2 separate regions of the Homo sapiens genome follow, and region 1 is linked to region 2. Evidence: read pairs that join two places in POLR2A ChIA-PET (ENCODE). Cell type or tissue: HCT116. All regions are shown on one strand.

Evidence for each region. Peaks named below come from ENCODE experiments on the same cell type or tissue, not always from the same donor. Only the 100,000 strongest peaks of a DNase experiment are listed, where the experiment ranks them.
Region 1: POLR2A ChIA-PET joins it to region 2 with 7 read pairs; 1 of 35 experiments calls an interaction of 5 or more read pairs at or near these places.

Annotation. Positions count from the first base shown.
Region 1 is chrX:23,884,668-23,892,667 of GRCh38, forward strand. The region is part of intron 1 of APOO (apolipoprotein O); the gene reads right to left. Among named protein-coding and RNA genes, the nearest start is that of APOO, 19 kb to the right of the region's middle. RefSeq lists a silencer at 2,735-2,912. In HCT116, no CTCF peak of the experiment used is centred here; a DNase peak (open chromatin) is centred at 213; H3K4me3 peaks cover 1,196 bases; H3K27ac peaks cover 4,631 bases.
Region 2 is chrX:23,707,971-23,715,970 of GRCh38, forward strand. It overlaps ACOT9 (acyl-CoA thioesterase 9), which reads right to left. Exons shown (of 16, transcript NM_001037171.2): 9 at 5,165-5,238. Among named protein-coding and RNA genes, the nearest start is that of ACOT9, 31 kb to the right of the region's middle. In HCT116, no CTCF peak of the experiment used is centred here; a DNase peak (open chromatin) is centred at 3,061; H3K27ac peaks cover 1,502 bases.

The DNA of each region.
Region 1 (8,000 bases), 180 kb after region 2:
AAAAGTACAAAGTTTCAGTTAGGAGGAGTAGTTCAAGAGATCTGTTGTACAACATAATGACTAGAGTTAACAACAATGTATTGGATTTTCGAAAATCAGGAAAAGAGTAGATTTTAAGTGACCTTGGGGTTTCCGATGGGTTTTTCTAGTTGGGTGGTGACACAGCATTCCTGAGAGAGGAAGTAGAAAAAGAGGGGCAAGTCTGAGGGAAAAATGATGAGTTGGTTTTGGACATGTTCCAGAGACCGACAGACAGCTAGAGGTCTAGTCATCTATCTATGTATCTTTTATTTTACTTGAAAAGCTAAAGTAGGCAAACTTAGAAACTGTTGTCTTTTGGAAATTAAGAAAAAGTTGACCTGAAATTTTAAGTCCATAAGAACATGTTTTTTGGGTCTGGACTTCCTCAGCACTTCAGGGGTGTATTTATTTCTCATAAAGCACAGTAAGGCCGGGTGCGGTGGCTCACGTCTGTAATCCCAGCACTTTGGGAGGCCGAGGTGGGTGGATCACCTGAGGTCGGGAGTTCGACACCAGCCTGGCCAACATGATGAAATCCAGTCTCTACAAAAAACACAAAAATTAGCCAGGCGTGGTGGCAGACGCCTGTAATCCCAGCTACTCGGGAGGCTGAGGCAGGAGAATTGCTTGAAACTGGGAGGCAGGGGTTGCAGTGAGCCGAGATCGTGCCACTGCACTCCAGCCTCGGCAAATATATATATTATATATATATATAAATATATAACTATATCTATACATAACTATATATATATAGCAGAGACAGGGTCTCATCATGTTACTCAAGCTGGTCTCGAACTCCTGAGCTCAAGCAATCCTCCCGCCTTGGCCTCCCAAAGTGCTGGGATTACAGGTGTGAGCCAACACACTCAGCCTATCTTTGATTTTAAATCTCAACTCATTTCCTTTAACATTTTATTGGATTCTTAATTATTAATTTCTACTTTACCTTCCCCTCTTATCTTACTTGTTTTTCTAGTTTTAATATTATTCTAGGCCTGCCTCCCTTTACTGCCTAAACTGTTTTCTTCTTCTTCCTCTTCTCCTATTAGTTTTCCTCCCTAAGCCTACCCTGATACCCATTCCACAGCAAGAACTGTGGCCACAAGGGTGGTAGCACCAAAGAAAGCTGGCTCCTGCAGCGGCCTTTTCAGCTTCCAGCAGGCTCTCAACAGACAAGCAAACAAAACAAAGAAAAAGCAAACCTCACCCCAGGAGACCTGGGAGACCTACAAATGAACACTCCCCAGGACCATAATTCTTAGTTTGCAGAGAACACATGATTTACTCGAGGATTTCTCAAACTCAGCACTACTGACATTTGGGTTGGGTCCTTCTTTGTGGGGCTGTCCTGTGCACTGCAGGAAGTTTGGCAGCATCCCTAGCCTCTACCCACTAGATGCCAGTAGCACCTCCTCCCAGTCACGACAGTCAAAAACATCTCCAGACACTGCCAAATGTCTCCTGGGGAGCAACTCTCCCACTGAGAACCTCTGATTTACTTGAGTAAGTATTACTTTCTGACATCTCTCACCATCTAGACTTGAAGAAAATCTGTATGTTTTAAAACCCATGGCCTCAAACATAGTGAGAAACCAGAACAATCACTACTAGGCCGGGGAGGTGGGAGTTGGAAGGAAGTGGACTTACTGAGAAGTGGCACAAGTGAACTTTCTGGGGTGAAACAATCTTGATTGGGGTATGGGTTATTCAAGGTATATACATTTGTCAAAGCTCAAATTGTACAACTAAGACTGTACAACTTAAAAATCTATGTATTTCACTCTATGTAAATTAGACTTTTTAAAAAATCCATCAGCTCTAGCACACCTAATCCATGCCAAGCTCATTCCTAAGGAGCCAGCCACACACCTGACCATGGTAAGGAACTGGTATAGATCTGTGTGATGGAAACCCATGGGAGGAGCCTTGGTAAAAGGTCCCCAGGTAGACATGGCTGAAGCTGATGCACTCAACATCTTGGCTGATTCATCTTCCTTTTTAGCTTCAAAGGGGGCTCCTCCTGGTGCGAGATGACCCCACCCTGCCTCAGCATGCTCACCACCTTTCCCTCTTAACAGTAAAAAGGAAGCTGGCCAGACCAGATGTCATCACAAATGGCCATCTTCGACACTGTGTGCCTGCCAGGTGGTTATCATAATTTGTTAGGGCTCATATTGAGTATTCAGGCCAACCTATTCAAAATCAGGATTTAAGAAGGGAAAGGCTAAGATGGGTAGAATCACCCCAGGACAGTGTAAGGGCACAAAGAGGAGATGAACCTTCTTCAATCTTTTGTCTCCCCAAGGAAGAACAATCCAGTTCTTTGAAGAAACACAATCAACTTTCAGGGTCTGGGACATAATAAAAAAAAATCTCTAGCCTTATCAACTTTCCTCCTGTTCGCACTCTGGATGGGTTGCTTTGTGAGACATGAACACAAAGGTATTCTCTCTCCATGAGGAGTCCTGACCCATTATGATATAATCGGACTGAATATACCTCCCAAGAAGTGAAATCTCCCCCATACTTTTTCTTTTTCCCTTTTTTTTTTTTTTTTTTTTTTTGCGACAGAGTCTCCCTCTGTCGCCAGGCTGGAGTGCAGTGGCATGATCTTGGCTCACTGCAACCTCCGCCTCCTGGGTTCAAGCCATTCTCCTGCCTCAGCCTCCCAAGTAGCTGGGACTACAGGTGTGCGCCACCACATGCGGCTAATTTTTGTATTTTTAGCAGAGACGGGGTTTCACCATGTTGGCCAGGATGGTCTTGATCTCTTCACCTTGTGATCCGTCCGCCTCGGCCTCCTAAAGTGCTGGGATTACAGGCATGAGCCACTGTGCCCGGCCTCCCCCAAACTTTTTCTGATGCAGGGCTGTAATCTCTAGACTGCATGTACCCACGCCCTGAGCACTCCCTTTCCCAAGTGATAGTCCTTGAGAAGCCTTGTTGCCAGGTACACTCCCTGGTCAGGGCAGATGAGTTGGCTCAGAAAATGAGTACATATGCACCTGCCAAGAACTGATTAGATATGGTCTACTTTGCATTATATGAGTTAGGCTTGCTCAATCAAAGTCAAGCAAGCTCTGTTAAGAGCTGAATCTCCAATTAGTGCTAAGTTACAGGCTAGATCAAAGGTGGCATTTCTTTAGATCCAGCCCCTCGGGAGTATACCCTTCAGTTACTAAATGCCTTTCTTGGCATTCAGCTAGTTGGGGGTCTCAAAGTAAGGACTCTAATGTGTTGGCTTCTCTGAGGTTTTGAATACAGCTGTAAGACCCATAGTCACAGAGAAAACGAAAATTTGGCTTAAAGGTAAACTGGTGGCCCTTAGCTTTGCAAACCTCAGAGGGAGTGTCATTGAGTTTTCTCACTCTTGTGGCTAACTCTTCTTTCTTTCTGGTCTGATCCTACTCCCCAGCAAAGTATCAAGGTACACTCTATCTTGGACCTTAGACTCTCTATGTCTCAAAACTTTTGTTTCGCACAGCCCGCAAGGGGCTTGTCAATGGAAACAGAGCAACCAGTATTGGTGTTGGGTTAGATGAGGCCCTAACAAGAAGTGTAAAGGGGTAGGCTGTCATCATCTTAAAGACATTTGGTTCTTACTCTGTCTCCACTGAAGCTTGCGAAGGACTGATGTTGGCAAAACAAATCTGGTCAGGCAAGCAAGGTTATATATAACAATTAGAAGAGGTCAACCAGGGTTTTATTTCAAAAACAAATATTTACTGCACACCCACATCATGTCAGACATGGTACTAAACAGATAAAACACATAAGCAGACAAGGTCCCTGCTCTTATAGAGCTTCCAGGAAGCTTATGAATTTAATCAAAGACTCAGGCCACAATTTAAAAAATAAATTAACATTCAAAAAAAGATTCAGGGCCCAGCACAGTGGCTCACGCCTATAATCCCACCACTTTGGGAGGCCGAGGCAGGTGGATCACAAGGTCAGGAGTTCAAGACCAGCCTGGCCAACACACTGAAACTCCATCTCTACTAAAATACAAAAATTAGCCAGGCATGGTGGCATGTGCCTGTAGTCCCAGCTACTCGGGAGGCTGAGGCAAGAGAATCGTTTGAACCTGGAAGGTGGAGGTTGCAGTGAGCCAAAATTATACCTCTGCACTCCAGCTTGGGCAACAGAGTGAGATTTCATCTCAAAAAAAAAAAAAAAAAAAAAAGATTCAGGCATAAGATTGAGTTTATTAGGAGGCTGAAGTGGGAGGATCACTTGAGGCCAGAAGTTTAAGACCAGCCTGGGCAACATAACAAGACTCCATCTCTACAAAAAAAAAAAAAAAAATTAGCCAGGTGTTTGGGGCATGCCTATGGTCTCAGCTACTTGGGAGGCTGAGGTGGGAGGATTACTTGAGCCCAGGAGGTCAAGGATGCAGTGAGCTATAATCGCGTCACTGCATTCCAGCCTGAGTGACTGAGCAAGACTCTGCCTCAAAAAATAAAATAAAATAAAAAGATTGAGTTTATCAGTCAGCTCCCTCAGCTTTAAAGGTAGATTCTTAGACACAGTTTACCAAGACATGAATCTGGTAAGGTCGTAAACAAACAAATCATAATGGGTGTCCAGAAGGCTAAACTGTTCTTGCTTTGCAAATAAAAGTACACTGACTGCCCAGAATTCCATAGCTCTGGGATCATGTTGTGATTATGTTCCAGTAAAACTGCCTTAAAGACAAATAAAAACCTTAAGCTAAATAAGTCACCCTCAGAATTATTCAGACTCTCATGAATGGTGGGGCTCAAATACCTAACAACTTGCTTTCTTTTTCAACTTTATAGAGAATCTAGTGAATACTCTCTCCCATTTAAAAAAAGGGTGACTCTTTTCTCCCACAATTACAGAACTATTATCTTATTAGACTTCCATTTATAATATATGCCAGCTTCATGATAGAAGGCTTTTGCAGGCCTGTGTACACAAGAGGTTTCAGAATCACCTGGGGAGTTGTTTTTTTTTTTTTTTTTTTTTTTTAAGACAGAGCCTCGCTCTGTCGCCCAGGCTGGAGTGCAGTGGTGCGATCTTGGCTCACTGCAAGCTCCGCCTCCTGGGTTCATGCCATTCTCCTGCCTCAGCCTCCTGGTAGCTGGGACTACAGGCACCAGCCACCACGCCTGGCTAATTTTTTGTATTTTTAGTAGAGACGGGGTTTCACTGTGTTAGCCAGGATGGTCTCAATCTTCTGACCTCGTGATCCGCCCACCTCGGCCTCCCAAAGTGCTGGGATTACAGGCGTCAGCCACCGCGCCTGGCCCACCTGGGGAATTTTTTAAAAGCATAGATTCTAACAGCTTCCCCCAGAGTGTCTGACTCTGAATCTAAGAGGGGCCCAAGAATCTATTCCCAAGATAAGCAAAGTTTTGAAAACCACCATTCCACAAACATATGCTTAGAGAACAGTTATTCAACTTAAGTTTGTATAAGCACTCAAACATACTTTTAAAAACATTTGAAAGTATAAAATGAAAACTGTCCTAAATATAAAAAGAAACAGAGTGACTGGCCACCCACTAGAGAAATTATGACATTTATTTACATTCAAGAAAATCTCTCCCGTCTTAAACAAAACACAACAAATACCCTCCACCCCTAATTCCCTCTCTAACAACTACCTTACCCTTCTACCAACTTCCATTGACAAATTTATTTTAAAAGTAGACTATGGTTAGAAGGCAGAATAGTGGATACCCTTAGCAAGCTGGGTAGTGACTAGAAGGGCCACGAGAAGAGCTTCTAGAGTGCTAGTATGTTTAGTTTGTAAAAATTCACTTATGCCCCGTTTACTTTCCTATATGTATGTTATACAAATGGTCTCAGACTTACAAATGGTTCAACCTTACATGGTGCAGAAGCGATACGCATTCTGTAGAAACCGCACTTTGAGTACCCATATAACCATTCTGCTTTTCACTTTCAGTGCAGTATTCAATAATGTACATGAAACATTCAATAGTTTATTATAAAATAGGCTTTGTGTTAGATGATTCTGCCCAACTGTGGGCTACTGGAAGTGTTCTGAGTACATTTAAGGGAGGGTAGGCTAAATTATGATGTTTGGTAGGTTAGGTGTGTTAATTTTTGACTTAATGATATTTTCAACTTATGATAGGTTTATCAGAATGCAACCCCACCACAAGCTGAGGAGCATCCGCATTTAAGCACAAAGTCAAAAAGGCAGATTCTGTTTGCTTTCTCAATTTTATCTCCTCCTCCCTTTACTACTAAATGCACCTAAAACCTTTCTTCCCAAGACCACCAATAGCCTCCCAGTTGCTAAACCCCACTGGACATCTGGCATCTTGGTTGCACCCTGAAACTGGTGACTACTCTACATCTTCAACCCCTTTCTTTGGCTTACAGGATTCTACCCTATCCCCATTCTAGAGGCTTTCTAGGTACTCTCTCCTCCCCTTTTGGGCCTTCTCTTCCTCTGCATAGCTCTTCAAGGTTGATGAGTCATGGAGTAGTCTTTAACTCTCTCCTCTTCTCACTCCAGGGCAATTTCATTAAAATCTAATTCTTTCTTTTTTTTTTCTTTCAGACAGAGTCTCGCTCTGTCACCCAGACTGGAGTCCAGTGGCCTGATCTCGGCTCACTACAATCTCCGCCTCCCGGGTTCAAGGGATTCTCATGCTTTAGCCTCCCAAGTAGCTGGGATTACAGGCGCCCGCCACCACGCTCAGCTAATTTTTGTGTTTTTAGTAGAGACAGGGTTTCGCCATGTTGGCCAGGCTGGTCTCAAACTCCTGGGCTCAAGGGATCCACCTGCCTCAGCCTCCCAAAGTGCTGGGATTATAGGCGTGAGCCACCACACCTGGCCAAAATCTAAGTCTTTAACTCCCACTCATATGCTACTGATGCTCAAATCAGTATCCCTAGCCTGGGCCTCTCCCTAAGCCTCAGGCTTGTGTGTTTCCTGTGTTTCTAACTCCCTGAGGGACATGTTACCAGGCTTTTCAACTGCTACTTCAAACAGGCTATATCCAAAGGTGACCTTTTTTTTGGAGTGATGGAATATATTATTTCTATTTTCCATGTAAATAATTTAAACTCTCTCTATGTAAGTATATATACACTTACAGTATCTTACCCTTCTACCAAGTTTATATATATGTATATAAACTATATGTATATATATACTTATAGACTTATACATACTATATATACTTAAAAATATAGTTTATATAGTTTAAGTATATATAATACTTTATGTATTTCTATATATAGTTTACATTTATATATTTAAAATGTATGACATTATGCTTTCAACTATCTTTCTCCAAAACTGTTTTTATGAGATTCTCTACCTTATTTAATGATCCTACAAGCCACACAAAGGACAACATAAAAGCAACTCTTTAATGATAAAGAATGAAAATAAATTTTTTTTTTTTTGAGACAGAGTTTTGCTCTTTCACCCAGGCTGGAGTGAAGTGGCGCAATCTCGGCTCAAGACAACCTCCGTGCCCCTGGGGTTCAAACGATTCTCCTGCCTCAGCCTCTCAAGTAGCTGGGATTACAGGCAGCCACCACCACACCCAGCTAATTATTTTTTTTTTTTTTGAGACGGAGTCTCGCACTGTCGCCCAGCCTGGAGTGCAGTGGCGCGATCTCCACTCACTGCAACCTCCGCCGTCTCTCGGATTCAAGCGATTCTCCTGCCTCAGCCTCCCAAGTAGCTGGCATTACAGGCGCCCGCTACCATGCCCAGCTACTTTTTGGAATTTTAGTAGAGACAGGGTTTCACCATGTTGGCTAGGCTGGTGGTCTCAAACTCCTTACCTCAGGTGATCCACCTGCCTTGGCCTCTCATACTGCTGGAATTGGCCAAGGTGGGCAGTTCACGAGGTCAGGAAATCGAGACCATCCTAGAAACACAGTGAAACCCCATCTCTACTAAAAATACAAAAAATTAGCAGGGCATGGTGGCGGGCGCCTGTAGTCCCAGCTACTCAGGAGGC
Region 2 (8,000 bases):
ATTTAAGATATGCCATTATCTAATAAAACTTGAAGATGAACAATCACCTACTACTTTTAAAGAATCTGCTTTTCATTTTGGGTAGTGCTTACTGCTTGCCTTACATGTGAACGCTGGAACAATTAGGGAAGCCTTACAGTTACAGCCTTAATTGCACACTAGAAACTTAACATTATAAAAAGGATACTGGCATCTGCTAAATGTTTAACCTGATTCTAATCATGAGGAAACAGTCAAATATAGGTTGTAGAACACTCTACAAGAAAACTGGCTTTAGGCCGGGCGTGGTGGCTCACGCCTGTAATCCCAGCACTTTGAGAGGCCAAGCCGGGTGGGGATCACCTGAAGTTGGGAGTTTGAGACCAGCCTGACCAACAAGGAGAAACCTCGTTTCTACTAAAAATACAAAATTAGCCGGGCGTGGTGGCACATGCCTGTAATCCCAGCTACTCGGGAGGCTGAGGCAGGAGAATTGCTTGAACCCAGGAGGTGGAGGTTGCGGTGAGCCGAGATCGTGCCAGTGCACTCCAGCCTGGGCAACAAGAGCGAAACTCTGTCTCAAAAAAAGAAAAAAAAAAAAAAAAGAAAAAGAAAACTGGCTTGAACTCTTTAAAAATATCAATTTTTGAAAGACAGCAAATGGCAGAGAGACTATTCTAAAGAAACAGGATAACCAAATGCAATATACAATCCTTGATGGATTGGGTCCTGAATCAGGAAGATAGCTATAAAGGACATTTTAGGGACAACTGGTGAAATCTGAATACGGATCACATATTAAATAACTGTATCACTGTTGAATTTCTCAGATATAATAAAGGCATTGAGGTTATGGAGAAATACCTGGTTCTTAGGAAATACATGCTGAACTCCTGAATGGGTGAAGCAGTCTCAAACTTACTTTCCAATGATTCATGGGAAAAAATATGTAAATGTGTGTATTTGTAGAGAGAGGGTAAGAGAATTACGCAAATGTAATACAATTTACGTGAAAGGCATACGTTTGTTGCATTATTCTATCTACTTTTCTGTAAGCATCAAATTTTTTGAAATAAAAAATAAGGGAAAAGGGATAATATTTCACTGTGGTAGAATCAAAAGATTTGATGAAACAACAATGGAAACAAAAGAATTAAAACAGGCCGGGGGCAGTGGTTCACGCTCGTAATCCCAGCACTTCGGGAGGCCAAGGCAGGTGGATCACCTAAGGTCAGGAGTTCGAGACCAGCCTGGTCAACATGGTGAAACCCCGTCTCTACTAAAAATACAAAAGTCAGCCGGGTGTGGTGGTAGGTGCCTGTAATCCCAGCTACTCAGGAGGCTGAGGCAGGAGAATCACTTGAACCCAGGAGGTAGAGGTTGCAGTGAGCCGAGATAGCACCACTGCACTCCAGCCTGGGTGACAAGAGCCAACCTCTGTCTTGAAAACAAAAAACAAAAGAATTGAAACAACAGCTTGGGAAAGTGACATGCATCAGCTGGGAGTGAAACTTGCAGCAGTGGCCTCAGTGCTTGAATACAAGCCCCAGGCCAGTCACTGGCCACAGCAGGTCAGCTGGGGCTGGCAGGAAGGGCCAGAGTAGATGGGTGTTATTCTTCCCTCAGATCACTAAGGGACCAACATATTTTTCTATCTTAATTTGGCTTTCCAAGTCAGCTTTCCACGCAGCAGCAAAGATTTTTCACTGCAGACTCCTAAATCAAGTTTCTAATACAAATGAGATTTCCCACAGGCCACTGGACTCTGTCCTGTGCAAAGAGCAATCCCTCCCACCCCAGCTCTACCCCCACAATTAGTTTTTCTCAGTTTGGGTGTAACTGTTGTTAGAAACCAAGAATTCAATTTCAGAGAAAAAAGATGACGTAAAGTAAGTTGAAGTCTATATGGTTAAATGACTTGAAAATGACCATATAAACTCATGAGGCTCTTTTTTTGAGGTAGGGTCTTGCCCTGTCGCCCAGGCTGGCGTGCAGTGGTGCGACCTTGGCTCACTGCAACCTCTGCTTCCCGGGTTAAAGCAATCCTCCCACCTCAGCCTCCCACATCGTCTGGGACTACAGACACATGCTACCATACCTGGCTAATTTTTTTGTACTTTTAGTAGAGATGGGGATTCGCCATGTTGGCCAGGCTGGTCTCAAACTCCTGGGCTCAAGTGATCTGCCCACCTCGGCCTCCCAAAGTGCTGGGATTACAGGCGTGAGCCACCACACCCAGCTCTCATGAGGTTTTTTGTTTGTTTAAAATATATCCTAGCTCTGTCCACTAAAAAGGCCTGGAAACAATAACAAACTAGTAACAATGTACAGTTCTAGTGCCCAGATTTTGATGTCTAAATACCAGTTCCCACTAAAAGGAACCCCAGGACTACTTGGAGAAATGGCTGACTCCAGGCCTGGGGCAGGAAATACGTAAGATGAGCCCAAGACATCTTGTGTCAGACAGCAGGAAGCTATCAAACAGACAGGTGGAAAGGAGCCAGCTTAGAGGAACTCCCACCGCCCAAAGAAGGCACACTTGGAGCATCAAGAGAAACAATGGCTGCAATTTATTGAAATACATGTAATATATTACAACCATGAATTCATAATGATGCTTTTCTGGCAGGACAGTGGCTCACACCTGTAATCCTAGCACTTTGGGAGGCCGAGGTGAGAGGATCACTTGAGCCCAGGATTTTGAGATCAGTTTGGCCAACATGGCAAAACCCCATCTCTACAAAAAATTTAAAAATTAGCTGGGCAGCTACTCAGGAGGCTGAGGCCAGAGAATCACTTGAACCAGGAGGTGGAGGTTGCAGTGAGCCGAGATTGCGCCACTGCACCCCAGCCGGGGCAACAAGAGTAAAACTCCATCTCAAAAAGAAAGAAAGAAAAAAAATTAGCTCGGCATGGTGGTATGTGCCTGTGGTCCCAGCTACTCAGGAGGCTGAGGCGGAAGGATTGCTTGAGCACAGGAGGCCCAGGCTGCAGTGAGCCATGCTCATGACACATGACAATGCACTCCAACCTGGAGAGAAGAGCAAAACTTCATCTCAAAAAAAATAAAAAAACAAAAAAAAAACGGGCTGGGCGAAATGACTCACGCCTGTTATCTCAGCACTTTGGAATCCCTAGGTGGGCAGATCACTTGAGGTCAGGAGATCGAGGCCAGCCTGGCCAACATGGTGAAACCCCGTCTCTACTATAAATACAAAACAAATTAGCCAAGCATAATGGGGCATGCCTGTAGTCCCAGCTACTTGGGAGGCAGAGGCAGGAGAATCTCTTCAACCCAGGAGACAGAGGCTGCAGTGAGCCGAGATTGCGCCACTGCAGTCCAGTGTGGGTGACTGAGCGAGACTCCATCTCAAAAACACACACACACAGAAAAAAAAAAAGAAATTTAAAAACATGATACTTTTCTAAAAAGCTAAAAAACTGGGAAAAGCATGTCATCACTAGCTAGTGAACCAACTCCTTATTCTGAAAACATGTAAATAAAAGACAAGAATGAAGCATTGATCCTAACTCCATTTCAAACCCAATCGCCCTAGTTGTTAAGGGAACGCTCTTCTTTACAGAATTCCAGCTAACAAACATAGAAGGAATGACAAAATTTGAGAATTACTCTAAACTGCCTAATGATACTAATTAAAGCAATGATCAGCAGTGGACATTGAAAGCACTGGAAAAAGACTGATGGGAAACTCAGCTATTTGCAGGATGACAAAGTACACCCCTGTAGATTGTTGCTGATCAGAAGAGGAAAAACTGAACTTCACAAAGGAGAGATTAGGCTGTAACTGCTTGAACCCACACACTAATCTTAGCATCACTGTGAGTGGGACAACCTGTACCTCCTGATACGATGCAATATGAAATACGAGATATACAACATCATCTATGTAGTACTCTCACCAAATATGCTCAACCTAAATCTAATACAAGGCTTTAGATCTAACTTCAGTTTAGAGAAATTACTAGGGATAGAGAAACAAGATCAAAAAACAAACAAACAAACCACCATGAGAAAGCAATAGAACAAATCCAGAAAGTGGGACACTATTTAGAACAAATGATCCAGCCTCTCAACGAGTGAATAAGAAACAATAGGGGAAGACACAACTGTTCTGGATTAAAACAGATTTAAGAGATTGCACAACTCAGCTGGGCATGGTGGCTCACGCCTGTAATCTCAACACTTTGGGAGGCTGAGGTGGGTGGATCACTTGAGGTCAGGAGTTCGAGACCAGCCTGGGCAACATAGTGAAACACCCCCCCATCTCTACTAAAAATACAAAAATTAGCCAGGCATGGTGGCACATGCCTGTAATCCCAGTTACTCAGGAGGCTGAGGCAGGAGAATCGCTCAAACCCAGGAGGCGGAGGTTGCAGTGAACCGAGATCCCACCATTGCACTCCAGCCTGGGCAACAAGAGCAAAACTCCATCTTAAAAAAAAAAAAAAAAAAAGGATAATATTCTCTTAAGTAACTACATTACTATTGTCATGCCTAACAAAAAATTACATTTGATTTTTATGTCTGTAAGTCTGTTTTTTTTTGATAACAGCTTTATTAAGGTATAATTCGCATACCACACAATTCACCCATTGAAAGTGTACAATTTAACGGCTTTTAGTGTATTCACAGAATTGTGCAACATCTCTTTTTGTTGTTGTTGTTTTGAGATGGAGTCTCGCTCTGTCGCCCAGGCTGGAGTGCAATGGCGCAATCTCGGCACACTGCAACTTCCACCTCCCAGAGTCAAGTAATTCTCGTGCCTCAGCCTCCCCAGTAGCTGGGACCATAGGCGCGTGCCACCACGCCCAGCTAATTTTTGTGTTTTTAGTAGAGATGGGGTTTCACCATGCCGGCCAGGCTGGTCTTCAACTCCTGACCTTAAGTGATCCACCAGCCTTGGCCTCCCAAAGTGCTGGGATTACAGGCGTGAGCCACCTCTCCCGGCCTGAGAATATTCTCATTTTTTAAAAGATGCCCGAAGTATTTAAGAGTGAAATGTCATGTCTGGGATTTGCCTTAAAATAAAAATGGCCAAGAAATTGCAATTAAAACTGTTACGTCCAAGTGATAGGTATATGGACATTCATTATAGTTTTCTCTCCAGTCTTATGTATCTTTGAAATTCTTCAAAATAAAGAATTATGAAAAAATAGCAATTACCCTTTATTTTCAGAATCACGAGCCACCATTACAAATGTTGCATCCAAAACAGGACAAAATTCATCACCATGTAACTGAAGAACAAAGGAAAGAAAATGTACATATGAGAAATGGATTTATCGGGAAGACCTACCACGATTCTAACAGACGGTATGTATGCTGGCCAGGTGCAGTCGCTCACGCCTATAATCCCAGCACTTTGAGAGGCCAAGGTGGGAGGATCACTTGAGGCCAGGAGTTTGAGACCAGCCTGGCCAATATGGCAAAACCCTGTCTCTACTAAATAATACAAAAATTAGCAGGGTGTGGTGGCGCATGCCTCTAACCTCAGCTACTCAGTAGACTGAGGCATGAGAATTGCTTGAACCCAGGAGGCCAAGGTTGCAGTGAGCCGAGATTGCAGGCCCCTGTCTAAAAAAAAAAAAAGAAAAAAAAAAAAGAGAGAGAGAGAGAGAGAAAGCCTGCAACTGGAAAAAGAAGAGAAGCACTCTCATTAACCACCGTCTGCTAAGGGCCTACCCTGAGCCAGGCACAGCACTAGGCTCTCAGAATGGCAGGATGACAAAGGAGCCCGTGGCCTAGCAGAGGAGAAAAATACCTCAAAGTCCAATCGGGGGCTGGGCATGGTACCTCATGCCTATAATCCCAGCATTTTGAGAGGCCTAGATGAGAGGATTGCCTGAGACCAGGAAAGCGAGATCAGCCTAGGCAACATAGCGAGACCTGGTCTCTAACTACAAATAAAAATTAAAAAATTAGCCAGGCATGGTGGTGCATGCCTGTAGTACCAGCTAGTGGGAAGCTGAGGCAGGAGGATCCCTTGAGCCCAGGAGTTCAAGGATGCACTGAGCTATGATCACGACCCTGCACTGTAGCCTGGATGACAGAAAACATCCCATCTCCAAAACAAAACAAACAAAACGCAAATAGTATACTGCATGAGATGGGCTGCTGGCATGGAGTTTGGAACTGTGCAAGACTGGGACCCAAAGGCAAGGGTCACAGAGAGTATCATCAGCGTTTAATTTGCCTGCTTTCCTCAGAATCTGAGCTTCTTGCAGGGCGTGCCTGTCCTCCTGATGGCACACCTACCCAGACGGACCTCCCATCATGCTCACAAACACTAGTATGTTTCAGGGAACTGTAGTGTGCCAACCACTAGCACAGTTTATGCCTTCATAGCTGGGCACAGGAGCTCCCAAGAAGAGGTAAAATCAAAGATGATTATGTGGGTTAAGTTAAATACAGGTTGAGCATCTCTAATCCAAAAATAAAAAATACTCCAAAATCCAAAACTTTTCAAGCACTGACATGACACTCAAGGAAATGCTCATTGGAGCATTTCAAGATTTTGAACTCTGGGATTAGGAATGCTCAACCAGTAAATATAAATATTCTGAAATCAGAAACACTTCTGGTCCCAGGCATTTCAGGTAAGGAATACTCAACCTGTATTTACAATGCATAGGCCTCTGAGGTTTTAAGATGTTTCTTTTTTTCTCTCCCCAGGAAGAGGGTCTCACTCTATCACCCAGGTTGGAGTACAGTGGCATGATCATGTCTCACTGCAGTCTCGACCTCATGGGCTCAAGCAATCCTCCCACCTCAGCCTCCTGACTAGCTGACACCATAGGCATGCACCACCACACCCAGCTAATTTTTGTAGAGATGGGGTTTTCCATGTTACCCAGGCTGGTCTTGACCTCCTGAGCTCAAGGAATCTACCAGCCTCAGCCTCCCAAAATGCTGGGATTACAGGCATGAGCCACCATGCCTGGGCCTTAAGATGTTTCTTTATCCCCTAGAAGTCTGTACTTCCAGGAAAGTCATACCATAAAGTAATGACAGAAGTTATTTATAACCTGAGAGTATATTGGGTTCCCTCCTCAATAAATGATACAAGCCTCATCACTACTGCCCTCCCCCTCAATTGCAGGAACAGTCTCACCAATCTCATTATGCCTCTGCCCTATTCAAACCTTTCAATAGTTCCTCCTTTCTTCCACCAGCACCTGGGCTAATCCTGTTAGCGTGGCATATAAAGCCCTCCACAACAGAGCCCACGATTGCTCCCCAGTTGTTCACCAAATACTGTGCTCATACCTGCACCTTTTTCTCTAGCCATAGCTAACTAACAACTGAGAGGTCCTGGGATAGAACAGGCTGTTGACTGCCTCCTGTCTATATCTTTACCTGATGCCTTCCTCAGCAGCCTCATTCTTCACGACATTCCTCCCCTCCCCCATCCCTATTCCCCAGACCAAGTTTATCTTTGCCTCCTTCATTCAGCCCCCTTAATAGAAACAGTCCTCTCTTGACAGTGGTTCTCAATGTAAGAGAAGTAGATGTCACTCTAATAGGCGGGCATTTGAAAAATACAGAGTGGTTTTTGTTGTCACATAACTTGGGGGGCATTACTATGGAGGGGGGTAACCAAGGAGCTAAATCCCTCACAATGCAGGGGATAGACCTGCAGAACAATGAATGCTCCCACCAGAAATGCCAACAGTGTCCCTGTTGAAAAATACTGCATAACGATATACTATATCATAACCATTTGTTTATGTGACTGTCTCCCTACTGCACCGTGAGCTCCTGTAGGACAAAGACCATTTTCCCCCAGTTATATCCCTAGTATTTAGCACAAAGACCAGCAAATAGCAGATACCTGATCAATATTTGCCAATGAATGAAGGAGGCAGGTTCTAGGCACTACTAGAATGTCAACTCCAAGAGAATGGAACTTTATCTGTTTTGCTCACTGCTGTATGCCTGGCACAGGACAGGCACTCAATAAATGATTGCTAAATGAATGTTAAATGAATGGATGTCAGGA